2 separate regions of the Homo sapiens genome follow, and region 1 is linked to region 2. The links are chromatin loops, found by intact Hi-C in ENCODE. Cell type or tissue: CD4-positive, alpha-beta T cell. All regions are shown on one strand.

What was found. Peaks named below come from ENCODE experiments on the same cell type or tissue, not always from the same donor. Only the 100,000 strongest peaks of a DNase experiment are listed, where the experiment ranks them.
Region 1: a loop joins it to region 2, with 4 times the contacts of the local background. A loop is called at or near these places in 7 of 110 quality-filtered maps.

The regions. Positions count from the first base shown.
Region 1 is chr3:105,827,354-105,835,353 of GRCh38, reverse strand. The region is part of intron 3 of CBLB (Cbl proto-oncogene B); the gene reads left to right. Among named protein-coding and RNA genes, the nearest start is that of CBLB, 38 kb to the left of the region's middle. RefSeq lists a silencer at 6,351-6,400. In CD4-positive, alpha-beta T cell, no CTCF peak of the experiment used is centred here; DNase peaks (open chromatin) are centred at 4,913, 5,273 and 6,453; H3K27ac peaks cover 257 bases.
Region 2 is chr3:105,748,331-105,756,330 of GRCh38, reverse strand. It overlaps CBLB (Cbl proto-oncogene B), which reads left to right. Exons shown (of 19, transcript NM_170662.5): 5 at 4,713-4,869. Among named protein-coding and RNA genes, the nearest start is that of CBLB, 120 kb to the left of the region's middle. In CD4-positive, alpha-beta T cell, no CTCF peak of the experiment used is centred here; DNase peaks (open chromatin) are centred at 3,040 and 3,430; H3K4me3 peaks cover 1,041 bases; H3K27ac peaks cover 5,462 bases.

The DNA of each region.
Region 1 (8,000 bases), 79 kb before region 2:
ACATTTCCTTCACTGTGAGATAGTAGTTTTACACATCATTCAACATCCAGTTGTTCAGTTTTCACAAAAAGATTTCTGAGAAATCTGACTTCAAAGTTACTCTTTTCAAACTGAAGCTCGTTTTTAGAACTATTCATGATATAGGAAAATACATTCATAACTGAAAGCTTTTTTTGGGTTATTCTTTGTAACATTACATGCCGCTTTTCACCAATGAAAAGAATCCTCAAGAACCTGGAAAAAGCAATTCCTTTTTGCAGTTAAAATGAAGATAAAGAGCCTTGAAAAATGGCTGATGCTAATAGTTCATGGAGATTAATAAGTGATATGTGAAAGGCAGACTGTCCTGTAGTTGCAAAATGTTACATAGTTTGTACACCTTGTCAGCGTTGTGATAACATGAAGTCATAGTTTAATTGGTAAACAAGAAAAGCTTCCAATAAAGTGTCCCATGGATGATCTTTTCCTTTGAGACTGCAGCATTTCTGAAGAATATAGGGTATCTTGTGATACAGCAAGGTAAAAGCAGGGCACATCTTCCCTATGATAAATCTGTGCTCTTATTGTCGGAGTTTAACCTAGTCCTTCATATTTTGTTTCTGAATACTTGAGTTCATTTATGTATAGTGGGGAAGATTTTGTTTTTGATTTTGACTTCTGTCATGCTTGCTTGCTTACTTGATTTTCTTTTCTTTTTTGAGATGGAGTTTTGCTCTGTCGCTCAGGCTGGAGTGCAGTGGCGCAATCTTGTCTCACTGCAAGCTCCGCCTCCCTGGTTCATGCCATTCTCCTGCCTCAGCCTCCTGAGTAGCTGGGACTACAGGTGCCTGCCACCACGCCCGGCTAATTTTTTGTATTTTTAGTAGAGACGGGGTTTCACCGTGTTAGCCAGGATGGTCTCCATCTCCTGACCTCGTGATCCACCCGCCTCGGCCTCCCAAAGTGCTGGGATTACAGGCATGAGCTACCGTGTCCAGCCCTATTTCTTTATTTAAAAATGACAAATACATTTATGGTTGTACTACATGATGTTTCTGTATATGTATACATTGTGGAATGGCTAAATCAAGCTAATTAACATAGCCATTACTTCCCATACTTACTTTTTTTCTTTTTTAACTGGTGAGAACATTTAAAATATACCCTCTTAGCAATTTTCAATATACAGTACATTGTTAACCTCTTGAACTTATGTCTCCGGTCTAACTGAAATTTCGTATCCTTTGACCAATAGCTCTTCATCCACTGCCTCAACTGCCCACCCCCACCCCAGGAAATTGTGATTGATATATTTTTTAAGGTTGTTGAATTAATTGTCTTTTTTGCAGTTAAAAAATATATTAATAGTAAAATGGGCTAGGTAGAGATTTTTTCAGAGGGCAAGTTAATTCTGGACCTGACAACCTTAAGGTCTGGAAAAATAGTTACTCTCAAATTTTTTTTTTTAAAACGAAAGGTTTTACTTAATTATCAGGTTCTAATTCCCTTAGGATACTGGTCTTCAGTGATTGTTTAAATGTCTCAGAGGAAACTTATATAAAGTTTGGAATTTTCATTTTAAAATTTGTGTTGTTCCAAGATTTCAAAACAGATCTAATCTAGATTATTATTGATGTTAAATGATGTAAAATAAAAGTATATTTAATTTTAGAAATTTCCATTAATAATAAAATTATTCAAATTATAAGGAATATACCCAAGAATGTGAGTTCTTTTCAAACCAGAATTAAACTCATTTATATTTATAATACCCCTAAGTACTGAAAATAAATACTAACAGCATTTCTTATTCAGAAAACAAAACTGGTTGCAAGCAGCAAGAGAAAATATCTTGCTGAGTGTCGCTTTGAAAGCCAAATGAGTTGTAAAAAAAAAGTAAAAGTTCCTAGTTTTTGTTTTACAATAAAGTTTCTAATTTTGTCTTTAGTTTTAACTGATCATAGAAATTAATAAGCCTGTCTGTCTCAGAGAGAGATATTTGTTCTGCCTTCACTATTCTGCCTGAAGCAGGATTCTGGAATGTTCTTCAGAATCATGCAGAATGAGTTGTAATTATTTGCTACAGAATGAGTTGCAATATTTGCTAGTCTTCAAATTCATTCTCATTATTCAAGATTATATGATCAGAATGAATGGAAACTGCGATGGCTATAACCTAGAGAAGTAATAAGACAAAAAGCATTATTTACTCATATGAAGGGTTTATCATTCATATTTCTTCATCATCTACCTTTCTAGATTCATTTCACGACACTCTCCCTCAGGTCTTCCTTCTTTATCCACTCACATCATTTTTCAGTTTTTCAGGCCTTTAGGACCTCCACATCTGAGGCTTCATGTGCCTGATTTTTTTCCAACTACCTAACACATCTTTCGTATCATAACTTAAATGTCATTTCCTCAGAGAGGCCTTCCCTGAGTGATCATTAAATGTTTTGACACATTATTTTATCTCATGGTATTCTGCTGTGTTCTTTCCAGTACTTGTCACAGTTTCTGTTTCTTCGTTTTCTTCACCACTGTCACCACAGTGCCTACTTCATTTCCAACACGGTGTAGGTACTCAATACAGATTGAAGGAATGAAGGATAGATAATGCACTCATCTTGAGCTACATCCTATTTAGTGAGCACCATAAAACTTGGCAGGCATTGTTAGACCTTTATATGGACAAGAGCTTTGATGGTTCGTTTTTGTTTTGTTCAGTTTTGTTTTCTTTCTGGAGATGGAAAAAGAAATTTAATAGTGATAAAGCCAGAGAAACTTAAGCTGGACCTGTCAATCTGGTATGGTTGAGAGGTATTTATTTTAATCAGCTGTGGATTGTATTTTCATGTGACATTTTAAAAAGGATGAAAAGGGTCTTACAGCCACATGCATCATTCTTTTGCCTGCTGATCCATAATTAGAATCAGCATCTAGAATCTGTTTTTGTATATAACTGAAGTATCAGAGTTACAAGTAAAACCACTTTCCACGTTATTTGTTGTCCATTAACTGCTGAAGATTAGCATATTTAAAAGTTTTACTGAGAAGCACATAATTGGAACCTGATGTTTGTTATTTATCCTGATTCATGTTATATTTTCTTCTTAGTGGACATTAAAATTTCAAAATTGCTATAACAGAGGTGCTGTTGGGGTAGTTTCTTAGTTGTATATGGGTCGTATATTGTATATGGGAATCTTTTTATGGTACACATCTGTTTTCATCAAATAGGTGAGTAGTATTCGGGCATTACCTTATACCTTCTTTAAAGAATTTTCATCCATTGCTTTAATAATTATATTATGCCAGCTCTATTTAATATAATTAAATTTTTTTTTAAAATTTCCTGTTGTATCAACCTGAAACTACTTTGACTAGCATTTTGGCTGCAACCTTCTTTTCTTAACTGTTCAGTATCCCTCTGTGTATTTTTATTTGGTTCCCTTAATTGGAAATAATTTAAAAAACATAATGTGTGACTTTCTTGCTTACTCTTGAATAACATTTAAACTTCAGCCTCACTTGTCTAATTTCAGTTCTGAGGTATGTTCTACTTGTTGCCTCCTCAAATTGCTTTGCCTTCCTGAAAAGTTTTTCTTTTGATTCTACATATTTTCAGGGGAGGGATAAAGATCTAAGCATAAATATCACCTCCTTAGATGGGTCTTTTTTGACCATCCTATCAAATAGGTTGTCACAGTTAGTATTGTGAATATTTTCTGATGATTTATTTTCTCCCCCAACAAATTTTAACTGTCTTTCAAAGTATAATTGAAGTTCTCATTCTTGAAGCATTTTCTGAATAATCAAGTGCTAGAACTTGAGCATTTTTTAGCTTTTACTTTTTGTCAGAACATTGTAGTTGGTGGTGTAGAGACAGTTCTATCTTGATGCTTCAGGTTCTCATTTCTACTTGAGGGAAGCTCACAATTTTCAGGAATCACGGAGGATGGCATTTGAGCCCGCCTGGCGGTCTGAGCCCACCTGGAGATCCCCATCCTTTCAATGGGGAAATGTATTTGAGCTATTCCCCAAGCTAATGCTCAGGTAGGAGATACAGGCAGGAAAAGATGTCATGGAAGATATTTTAAAGGAATGGGAGTATACGCCTAGCTTAGAATACAATATGTGAAAGCATATTGTATTGTGGTTCTTTGGTGCTGGATATCTCAGGAGTGGAGGAATTGAAGGATTGTGTTTTCATTTTTACACTTTTTCTCTTCTGCTCTTCTGATTTTTCAACCATGAACATGGTTATGTGTATGGTCTGGTTTGGGGGAAGTATATATCAGAAAAAATAAAACAAGAAAGGAAGTTACTCTGGTTACCATGCAATTTCGTATTTAAATGACAAGGTTTTGCATTTTGGATATTTCATGTCAGCCGTGTCTCCTCAGCTAAGTTCTAGTCACTTAGAAGTTTGGTGTCACTGAATTATAATTTTGGTGCTTCCCATGTTTTATATTTACACTAGACTACATGCTATATGGACAATGTGCAATCAGTTAATATCTGAATGAATGAATTGACCAACTTTTGAGAACAGAGTTTGACATAAATTTGGTGGTTTTTGGTTCATTGTGCTTTAATTGAAGGAGAAGTAGACATTGTACTTCACATTAGGCTACTCTTTAGATAAGCTTTCCATTACATGGCATGTGTCTTACTTTCTTACTTGATAATGGCTCTGTTTCTGAAATTATATAAACAGATTTTTACTGTTTTTAAACTTTACAACTTAATATTAGACTGTAAATTATTTACTTATTTATTGGAAACAAACTTTTAGATACAGAAATTGGTCTTTTAAGACAACAACAAAAAATACCTAGTTTTTAATCTGGCTCCTGTCTTTCATGACTAAGTCTGACTGATCTTTCTTGTTATATGATGCTTTATAAGATTGATTCTGTATCCGGGTTACCAACGCTTCCTGTAACAGAAGAAAAACATTCAGATCCTTATAGTGCTGAGTCAGGGGAAATTATTACATACAACAAAGGAAAAGTCTTTGATAGGAAATATTGCTTCTGGTAGGAAATTAAGTACAGAGTACAAGGATCTAAATGTCTGTCATATAAACAATGGGCAATCTTATTAGGCAATTTTGGACACCTATTACGTGGCTTTATTTATTTATTAATAGTAGGCTTTTCTCATCATGGTTCATGGGGATTTGTAAGGTAACGATACCCTGGACAGCCTTCCAAGATGTTTTGATGTTGGCAGCAATGCATTACTGGGGCAGGGGCAGGGGAGGAGGTAGAAAGTGTGATAACTCTGCATCACTCCTTCTTCTTTGTTCTCATTTATAACACCTAAGGCATTGGAATTCCCCAGAGTAAGAATTCTAGTGAAAAGGGAAGCAAATAAAATACATCTGACAGTTGGGATCCTTGGGTTTATACATGTGCTGACTAATTACATATGAAATGAGATATCCCCTTAAATTAAAACTATTTGAAGATACCACTTCAAATATATGTAATAGATGATTTACACTTCTTATCATGGCTTTCAATAGCAAGAATTTCTCTTGCAGTAGGATAATTAACTAGAAATATAAAGAAATGTTTCAAAAGTATAATAATGTAGAAGAAAAATAGAAAAATTTGATTTTGGAAGAAATCTTCCTCCATTATTATGAAGATAGCTGCAGTTTGGTTTTTTTTTTTTTTTTTTTTTTTTTTTTTTTTTTTGGGACGGTCTTGCTGTGTCGCTCTGGCTATGGTGTGGTGGCATGAACACAGCTCACTGCAGCCTGTACTTACTAGGTTGAGCCATCCTCCTGCCTCAGTCTCCAAGTAGGCTCCCAAGTAGGTGGGACTACAGGTACATGCCACTATGCCTGGCTGATTTTTAAATTTTTTGTAGAGACAGGGTCTCGCCATGTTGCCTAGGCTGGTCTTGAACTCCTGGGCTCAGGCATTTCTCCTGCCTTGGCCTCCCAAAGCGTCAAGATCACAGGCATGAGTCACCACACCCAGCTGATAGCTGCAGTTTTGTGTGTGAGAGTTGATCTTCTTGCCTTTACTGTGACAAAACATCTTTATGGAAAGACAAACAGTATTCGTTACGTTTATTTTACCTGTGTATTCAAGAATGTTTATTTTTTTCATAAGCTACAAAACCAGATTAGAAAAGTAACTTGTATTTCCTAAAAGGAGGCATATTTTAGGAGCTATATGAACTGGGCATTTTTAATTTTTTTTCATTACTTTGGGGAATATTTCAGGATCTCATCAGCATTCATTACATGGGAGGACAGGGGATTAAAAAAACAAAATTGATTGTTAATGAATTTTTTTTTTTTTGTATTTAGGAAGAAGAAAGACTGTAACTTAAAAAGAATTGTGGCAAATTATATATGTTAAATATTCTGGTCTAGAAATGTGGTATAGAGGTTCCCTAGAAGCTTCTGTTCCACTGTGGTTAAAATGTTTTCTCACCTTCTTGAACTGTCTTTGTAGGTGATGTCATGAAATGTCCCAAGAGAACGTTGTATAAAACTTCCTTTGACCTTTCTGGACTCAGGGCTGAGCTCCTTAGACCTACAGTTTCTTGTTAAAATCGAGTAGGTTGTGTTTGAAAAATAAAGTTTATTTGTAAAATTATTTCAGTTTATATTTTATGTATAATCATCTCTCTTACAAATATATGACTCAAGGAAAGATAGTATTTTGCCCTAGGGTCAAGAGTGAAATTATTTAAACTTATTAGTGCATATTTATTTCTTTTCTATTTTATGCTAAAAAAATGTGTGGAACTAAAATTTGAAAAGATACTTATTTTGTTAGTTTAGAAAATGTTTAGTATTTCATATAATCTTAACTTTCAAGTATTTTGGCGTCTATCTTAATATTTTCTCCTTTAAGAAAAGACAAAAATTAAAAATCTTATTCTAACTTAGTTTAGTCCACTCAGTGAAACAGCATTTAATATTTAATGAAAATTGTTTTGTCGTTTCCTTTGACATCTGTATTAAAGATTGCTAATTGCCTCCAAAATCCATTTTGTCCCTTTCCTATCATTATATATTTCCCCATTGTTATCCATCCATAGTAAAGATAGCATTTCCTGGGTTCACATGTTGCTGATGTGGCCCTGTGAGCAAGTTTTGATGAATTGGATGTGAGTAGAAGTGAGCTGTGCAGCTTCTAGATCATGCCCTTAAAGGGAAGCCACATGCCCGCTCATTCCCCTTTTTCCTGCTCCCTGCTGGCTAGAATGTGAACAGGGTTATGAGTCATCTCAACCATGTGAAGGAGGGTGATGGAACAGGGATGGGAGAAGGAGCCTAAGTCCTTGACTTCTCCATAGACTAGAGCTGCTTTGCTTAGGCGAGAAGGAAATAAACATCAGCATCAGATAGTATTATTCTGTCACACTTAGCCAAAACTGTGTATAAAATACATTACCATGCTGACAGAATTCACCATTTCTGCTGTGTTTTTTTGAGGTTTAAGTTTCAAATTTGCATAATATGTGAAGGCATTTTCATGTGAAATAAAACATTATTAACTATATCTTGTTTTCAGAGCAACCACTGGATTCATGCTAATACTGCTTTTATATTACAGTTATTCAGTATTAAACCATTTTGTGACTATCTGTAACTGTTAGATGTATGACCCATTTGAGGCGTAAACAGAGTGCTGTCTCTTGATAATCTAAATTTCCTGTCTTAAATTTTTGTGTCTGCTTTGCCTCCCTTTCTTTGTCTTCCTCCCTCATGTCTTTCCCTCCCCTTTCTGCCTTTGGCTAATGTCTGGGCCAGTGCTGGTAAAGTGCTCCCTGGCCAGTCCATGGGAGTTTAAGGACCTTAACAGAGACCAGGTTCCTGGCGTTACTTCTGAACACACACACACACACATACACACTGGTAAAATTCAGTTACTTGCTTGGGGAGTTTATGAGTTTATATTGTAATGGATGGAAAAATGCCCTGTGCTTTGCAACCTTTTAGACTAAGTAATAACACTTACAAGAAATTGTGAGTGTTATGGGAACCA
Region 2 (8,000 bases):
GCCAATATAAAACTACAACTGATATTTTATATCAATTTTGTGTTCAGCAACCATGTTCAATTTTCTTATTTCCTATAGTTTAATCTGTAAAATTTTTGTATTTTCTACATATAAAGCTATGTCATAAGCAGACACTGCTTTGTGGTTTTCATTGATTCTTCTACGATTATATACATTTAAAAGTTTTAGTACATCTTCTATTCTTTTAGTACACTAGAGCATATTAGACATATAAAAAGTTAAAAACCATGAACAAATACAGAAAATATATTTTTGAAATCACTTATAATCCCTTCCACAAGCCAGTTATTAAATTTGTGGCATCTCCAGACATTATAGTTTAACATTGGATCATAAAGGACAAAATTTTAAAAATACTATTTCCATTTAGTAGTATCCCATGAACACTTTTCCACGACAATAAATATTTTTCTGCACAAAATTGTTACTAGTGAACGTATTTGTTTTCAAATATTTTGCTCTTATAAACAACACTGCATATAAAAGACTTGTGGATGGGCCTTTGGCTGCTATGTATTTTTTGGACATAATTTCCTTAGGTGAAATCCCTAGAAGTAGATGTTCTTAGTCATAATGTATAGGCTTTTGAAATTTGTTTCCAAATTGCCTTCTAGAAGTGCTGTGTAAATTCTCATTCACACCAGTAGTATACAGAAGTTCCTGTTTGCAAACACCCTGGCTTCTGTTGATGTTCACCCTTTGTTGTATGAAATGTTTTTCATTTTTTCCTATCAGTTGAAACTAAAACCCTGTAGCCTTTTATGAACTAGTGGTTTCATGAAAATATTTTACCTTTTTTTTTTTAAAAGAAATCATTCTCCTCACACTTTCTATTTTCCATTCTTCTTACCTTTTCTTAAAATTGCAGGATTTTCAAATTAGAATATCTAATACACTTCTCCACATTTACACAGGAGAAAACAAGCCTGGAAGATTAAGTGATTTGTCAACTACTGACCAGCTGACACCTTTCCAGATTTATTTCCCTGCATCTGATTAATCCCATTGTCTTTGAAAAGATACTGTTTTTCCACCGCATATTCTCACTCATAGGTGGGAATTGAACAATGAGATCACATGGACACAGGAAGGGGAATATCACACTCTGGGGACTGTGGTGGGGTCAGGGGAGGGGGGAGAGATAGCATTGGGAGATATACCTAATGCTAGATGACACATTAGTGGGTGCAGCGCACCAGCATGGCACATGTATACATATGTAACTAACCTGCACAATGTGCACATACATGTACCCTAAAACTTAGAGTATAATAAAAAAAAAAAAAAAAAAAAGAAAAGATACTGTTTTTCAAGACTTTAAAGAGGATTACTATTGTTTTTTGGTAGACAGACTAGAACTCATTATCTAATAACAGGATTATAACATAGTCTTATTTATCATGTTCTTATCTCTCATGATATTATATGAACAGAACTATCACTTTAACAAAAAGTCATTAATAGATTTCTGTGTAATAGATAGGTGGTAGTAAGCCATCAATAAATGGCAGTTCTTACTCTTATTTGAAATAAAAAGATCCTGAAATTATATTATTATTACAGGTGCATGGCTATCCATTGGTCATGTATTCTATTCTTTGTAGATTGACAGTTACTTATACTTGTTCACTGTATTTTAAAAGCGATTCAGCCTGCAACTTAAGTGGTTTATAATTGTAAGGGTCAATAGAATATATTGAAAGATTTTTGGATTAGTGAAAACTTGGAGTTTAGTTGGCCTTTTTATTTTCTCTCTCTCTCTCTCTCTCTCTCTCTCTCTCTCTCTGTCTCTCTCTCTCTCTCTCTCTCTCTCTCTTCCCTTTTCTTCTTCCCAGGTCTCTGCCAGCACCCTGAAATTTCTACATTTGTAAAACAATTTGCTATTGATATTTTCTCTCATTTGCTTCATCTCTAAAGGAAGAGGTAGTAGAAACCACCACTGTCTTTTTGCAGAAGTTTAAATGGAGGTGTGAAAATTCATGCTTTCTGGGTTCACTTCCTCTCATATACCTCAGAGAAGAATGGTAGCCACTTAGTCTTAAGAAAGTTTAGAGCCTTAGTGCAACAGTTTAGAATAATCTAATTTTTTTGTTTGTTTTTAAAGACTTTGTTGTTGTACTCTATTTCTATTCTTCATTCTTGAAATCCCCTTCCCCCTACCTCTGTTCCCCAGCCCCACCTCCTACACAATAATGGGTGTTTTGCTGAAGTGATCAAATGAGGGTTATCTGTTGCGCAAACACTCATATATGAAAAGTTAACAAAATAGTGCCCTGGCTCCCTAATCCCTATTACTACCACTAATTAAGATTCCAGTGAATGCCTCTTTGGATTTGAGGTTTATCACAAGTAATCTGACAAAGTTTCATTTACACAAGTACTGTGGAAATGTAGCTTGTCCTTTTGTAAATTGTTATTATGAAGGGGTACATTAGACTAAAATTTTCTTAAGTTCATACATCTCGTATAACTGGCTCTGGGAAATCACTGAGTGCTCAAAAGAGTTATGAATTGAATTCACTGTAAATGCTAGATTAGAATAATTTTTATAGTAACAGATGTGGAAGATGTCTATTTGGCCTTTTTAAAAAAACTTTATATGTTATACACAAAATAAATATTGACAATTTGACCACTTTACGTTGTATACTTTATATACGAAACAAAAATGCTTTAACTTCTTCATACGAAAAATAAAATTTATACTGTTCTGAAGTCAGTGGTTCCCTGATCATATTTTTTTTACTCTGAGTATCATGATCAATGTCCCTTTTGTGTGTTGAGTATTTGAAACTTTAATTTGGAAAAGAAAAATGTACTTCTTAGACATTAGTTTTATGGTAATTATAATGAAGCTGGACATAATTGCATATTTATACTTCATTGTAAATCAACAGCTTCCTAATATTCTTAAAAGTGTTCCTTTTTTTTTTAAAAAAAACAGCAGCATTTTGTTAACCTTAATCAGAGCCTGACGTGTGTTTCTTCTAAATGGCATCTGATGTGGTATCTCTCCTCAGTTCTCTGTGGTTTCCTGTTTTTTTCATACATAGAGAAACACTTTTTGAGGTATTAAGCCTCATATTTTTCTTCTTTTAATGGTACCTGAAACCTAAACTCTCTTATAAATACAGCATAGTGTTGTCAACCTGTCTCACCATTAATTTATGCCACTTCCCACAGACTGCTTCTCTGGAATCCCTCCAGCCCTTGCTGTGTATCCATCACCCAGCTAGCATTGTCCTTACATACCCCACTCTAGATTCTTTAGCATTACAGGTTTTACTTCTGTCCCTAAAGTGTGATCTTCAGAGACAAAGATGTTATCTTTATTTCTATAATTGTATTTCCCCAACAGTGCCTTGTTTTAGCAATGAATAGATATAGTAGGCTCTCAAAGTGTTGTCTCTAGAGCAGCAGCAGCAGCAGCAGCCTCAGGGAACATTTTATGGCTGTCAGTGTTCAGGCCCCACCCCAATGCTACTGAATCATAATATCTTGGGTTGAGGATCAGGCTATGTTAACAAGCCCTTCAGATAATTTGGATGCATGCTGAAGTTTGACAAACACTGCTATAGAAAATTATTGAATGAATATGAAAGTTGTACCTTTATGGTGATATCTCATTGAAGAGGATTGATATAGCATGGGGCCAGGCACAATTTAGTTTATTCTGCCTGAGTCTTGTATTTCAGAGATACTGGTAAAGGAAACCTAAGATTTAAATATTTGCTATCTTATAAGAGGATGTTATCTTATAAGAGGGACGGCTTTTATGCTATTCTGTTGTAAAAATTGTAGTTTAAGTTTTAAAAACTGAATGATTTCTTTCTTCTGCCGAATTAGGAATAGGCATTATTCTGAAGCAGGAAGGTTAACTAAGAAATGCATCCTGGGTGTCACTAATTTTCATGGTGGGAAAGAGGGTAGGTGAGTTGGAAACTGGTCAGGTGGGGATAGGTTGAGAGACGTTTCCCTAGTTACCATTCTGTGCTCTTCTAAATTTTTTGAATCATGTAACTGCATAACATGTTAAAATTTTGTCGAATGATATTCAGTCAGAATAAAGTAATAAATATTGAATAAACTCCCATGATATAACCATTGTGGTTGGTTTAAAAATTAAGTTTTTCTTTTGTATTAATATGAAAAGTTAGATAACGTATGTTTTTCATCTCTGCAGAAAACATCAGGGTTGTGGCAGAAATGTCTTGATGGCTTTCTACCTTAGCCTTCTTGAATTGGTTGATACATATTACTCATTTGTGCAATGAATAAAGGATTTCTATTATTATATGGACCCATCATCTTATGACTGTTTTTAGAAAATGAGAATTAAATCTTGATTCATTATTAAATAACCTTGTATACACACATGAAGAGGTCATGACACATAAGACTTTGACCTAATACCTTTTTTCAGATATGTTTCTATAGCTATCTTGATAGCCTAGGACTGTTTGAGAGAAAATTAATTTAAATTTTTGTCATATTCTTAGCAAATGCAAAATAATTGAGTTAAACAGAACCCACTACATTTGTTCTGAAATATGAACAATATTCTCAAATATTTGTCTGGTAGTACAAATACAATTATATTAATTTTATTATTGAATTTTGCTGCTTCAAAGGGAGGTATTTCTTAAATGATACTTGATTCAATTATTTCCCTTTTTTTCCACCTTGCACAGAACTATCGTACCATGGAAAGTATTCAGACAGTGCCTTCATGAGGTCCACCAGATTAGCTCTGGCCTGGAAGCAATGGCTCTAAAATCAACAATTGATTTAACTTGCAATGATTACATTTCAGTTTTTGAATTTGATATTTTTACCAGGCTGTTTCAGGTAAGTTTATACTTGCTTAGTCTATCCATTCCCTTCTTCTCTCTCCCTGTCTTTTCTCTCTGTTTCTCTCTCTCTCTGTCTCTCTCTCACACACACACACATAAACAAACATATGGAAAATAGTGTCATTCCTATTAGTCTGTAATTTTATTGGTATGTTTGGTCATTGTTAAAAGTTTAGAGTGAGCCATTTGGCTTAAGTTTGGAGTTATCAGATGCTGTGAGCCTGGTGGCTGCTTGTTAGCTTTGAGAGGATCCATCCAAAAGAGCTTTGTTTTAAACTCTCTACTTAGTTTCTTACTTTATTTTGTTGATCTTTTAGCACAATGATGGATAGAATGCAACAACTGGAGGTGGGCATTTGCCACCTAGATCTAAAATCTTTCCCTTTGCCTTCTGTGTTTATTAGGTCAAAAGGGAAATAGTAAACTTAGAAATATCAGACTGTTCTGTATAGGACAGAACTGTGTCCTGTACTTATTTTGTAAATTGCTTTGCACATTCAACCATGTGTAATGAACATTTTTCAAAGTCAATAAATATTCTTCATCAGTTCCCTTGTCATATTCATTCAAAATAGTATGTCAGTATTAACAAAGCTCTCTTTTGAAAAATTTAGGTCTTTTCCCACATTTTCTCTAATGTAAACAACTTTAAGATGAACATTTTTGTTGTGCTTATTGTTTTTCCCTTTAAATTATCTTCCATAATTGTTTTCACATAGCAAATTAGAAGAAGGTAGCATTATATGGATACTATCATTTTCTTCTTTTGCGTGCCTTAATGGAATTATCTTAAACATGAAGACTTGAAATTTGTGTTTTGAGATTGACTCTGCCACTAAAATGTGTATCATCTGTGGGATTCAGTTCAAGTAGTCACAAAATAAAAATTTTCTGCTTAACATTTTTATGATTTGGTAACATAAATTATATAGTAAATGAGGTAAATTGATCAGACTGGGCTTACTTATGTTCTGATATTATTTTTTATCATTTTAATCTGAAGTAACATTGATTCTCTTTGAAACATGCTTTCAACAAATATCAGAGTATAATGTTGATTTCATGTTTTTCATGTTACATGAACTTCTCTGATTTATAATTCTGCTTGGCACTAGCTAGCAAGGATTGGATGACTGGTTTTTGTAATAAAAACCACAATGCACAGGATTAGCTTTTAATTTATGAAGGAACCCATTATTAGAAGAGAGATTAACTCCTGTCAACAGTACATATAGGATGTGAAACCCCGCCTCTACTAAAAATACAAAAAATTAGCTGGGCGTGGTGATGAGCACCTGTAGTCCCAGCTACTTGGGAGGCTGAGGCAGGAGAATGGTGTGAACCCGGGAGGCAGAGCTTGCAGTGAGCTGATATCGTGTCACTGCACTCCAGCCTGGGCAACAGAGCAAGACTCTGTCTCAAAAAAAAAAAAATACATATAGGATATATTTCACTTCATTACAATTACAGAATCATAATTCTACCTTCTATATAGGGTAAGCAATTACATAAATCACTGATGAAAGTGTGCTTTTGATTATTTTAAATTTTTTAAATTCGTGATTATTCCCTTGGTGTATGTATTACAGTTTGACAGTTTATGTTTTTTTCAAAGATTTTAAGATATATTTTAGAAAAAAAAGTTGTCTGATATTGGTCATTTTATAATGGAACCTCTCCTTTCTTTAAAGGTTTCTGATAATTTTACAGAATATCTTATTTATTTAACATGATACAAAGACATTCTAAATAGTAAGAGCTTTGCTTCTTCACCTTGTCAAGGAAGAGAGTAAAAGTAATCTTCCTACATTAAACCTAACTGCTCATTCTAGGAAGTGAGTATATTTTTTTGTGGTGAGCCTGGATGACTTTTTACTGTGGGTATTAAATGCTAGAATTCCTTGCAGTTATATATTGAAAGTATGAGGGCAACTTAATGTTGGTTAAACGATTACCTAAACTGCTATTTAGTATGTGGACATATTTTCTTATAAGCTGTTTTACTTTAAAACAGCACAAGTCAACCTTAATACTCTAAGGAATATATATCTTATTTACTTTCACTGGGATGGGAAAAGAAAGGGCTATTTTTAAGTCAAGCTACTGTGAAAAGTTTTATATCATAAAATGAAAATCTTACCTGGGCTAGGGAATGCCTAATCATTTTAAAAACATGATTACAGAAGCAGCTGAAGAACTCTTGTTAGCCCGTGTATTTCTGAGATTCATCATTCCATTTATTTCTATGCTGTAATCAAATGCTTTGAATATAATCGTATGTGTGCCTTAAAATATGATAAAATTGATTCTGTTTATAGAGAAGTAGATGGTTTAACTTTTGCTGATCTTTTATTTTTATAAAACTTTAAAAATTAAGTGATTTTCTTAAATGTATTATATTTATTAAATCCTTACATTTATATATTCTGTATGAAAATATGTTTTGCTAATACTGTGTGACTGCGGGAACATACATTCAGCTATAGCCATGATATTAGTAGTTAATTGGCAGTGACTTCTGACTAAATTATTGGGAGTGGGGTATTTAGCAGAAAGGGAACTGAAGGTGAGCAAGGTACACTTAGAATTTGGGGTCTGAAGTAGAGAAACTAGCAGAAGAAGGAGCCAGTGGGGGGGCAGGAGATGAAGTTGAGAATTGCAGAGGGAATGAAAGAAGTAAAAATGTTTGCTTCCTCTTGGCTTTCATTCTTATATGCAGGCAGAACCTGAACAAATACTTGGGAGTCACTGGAGGGATCTTACTGTGGTCACCTTCCTCATTTCCTCTTCTTCCTTCTTTCCTTCTCTTTATCCTTCTCTTTTCTCTCAAAGTCACTTAGAGATGCTGGAATCAGCACATGCTAATATTAGTCCTGGAAAGAAATTATAGGGATTTTGCTTCTCCCTTCCTTCTCCCTGGGGCTGTTGTTCCCCTTTTCCTCTATATCCCCACTGTTAGAAAAAATGGGGTCACTGAGAAATGGGGCACTACATTTGGGGGTAGCAGGATAAGGACGGAGTATTTTAGTAGAATATCCTATTGACTATGGAATGTGTAGCATCAATGGAATAGTGAGGAAAATCAAAGAAGAGGAAAGTCCTCAGTTGTAGTAAAGAATTATAGAG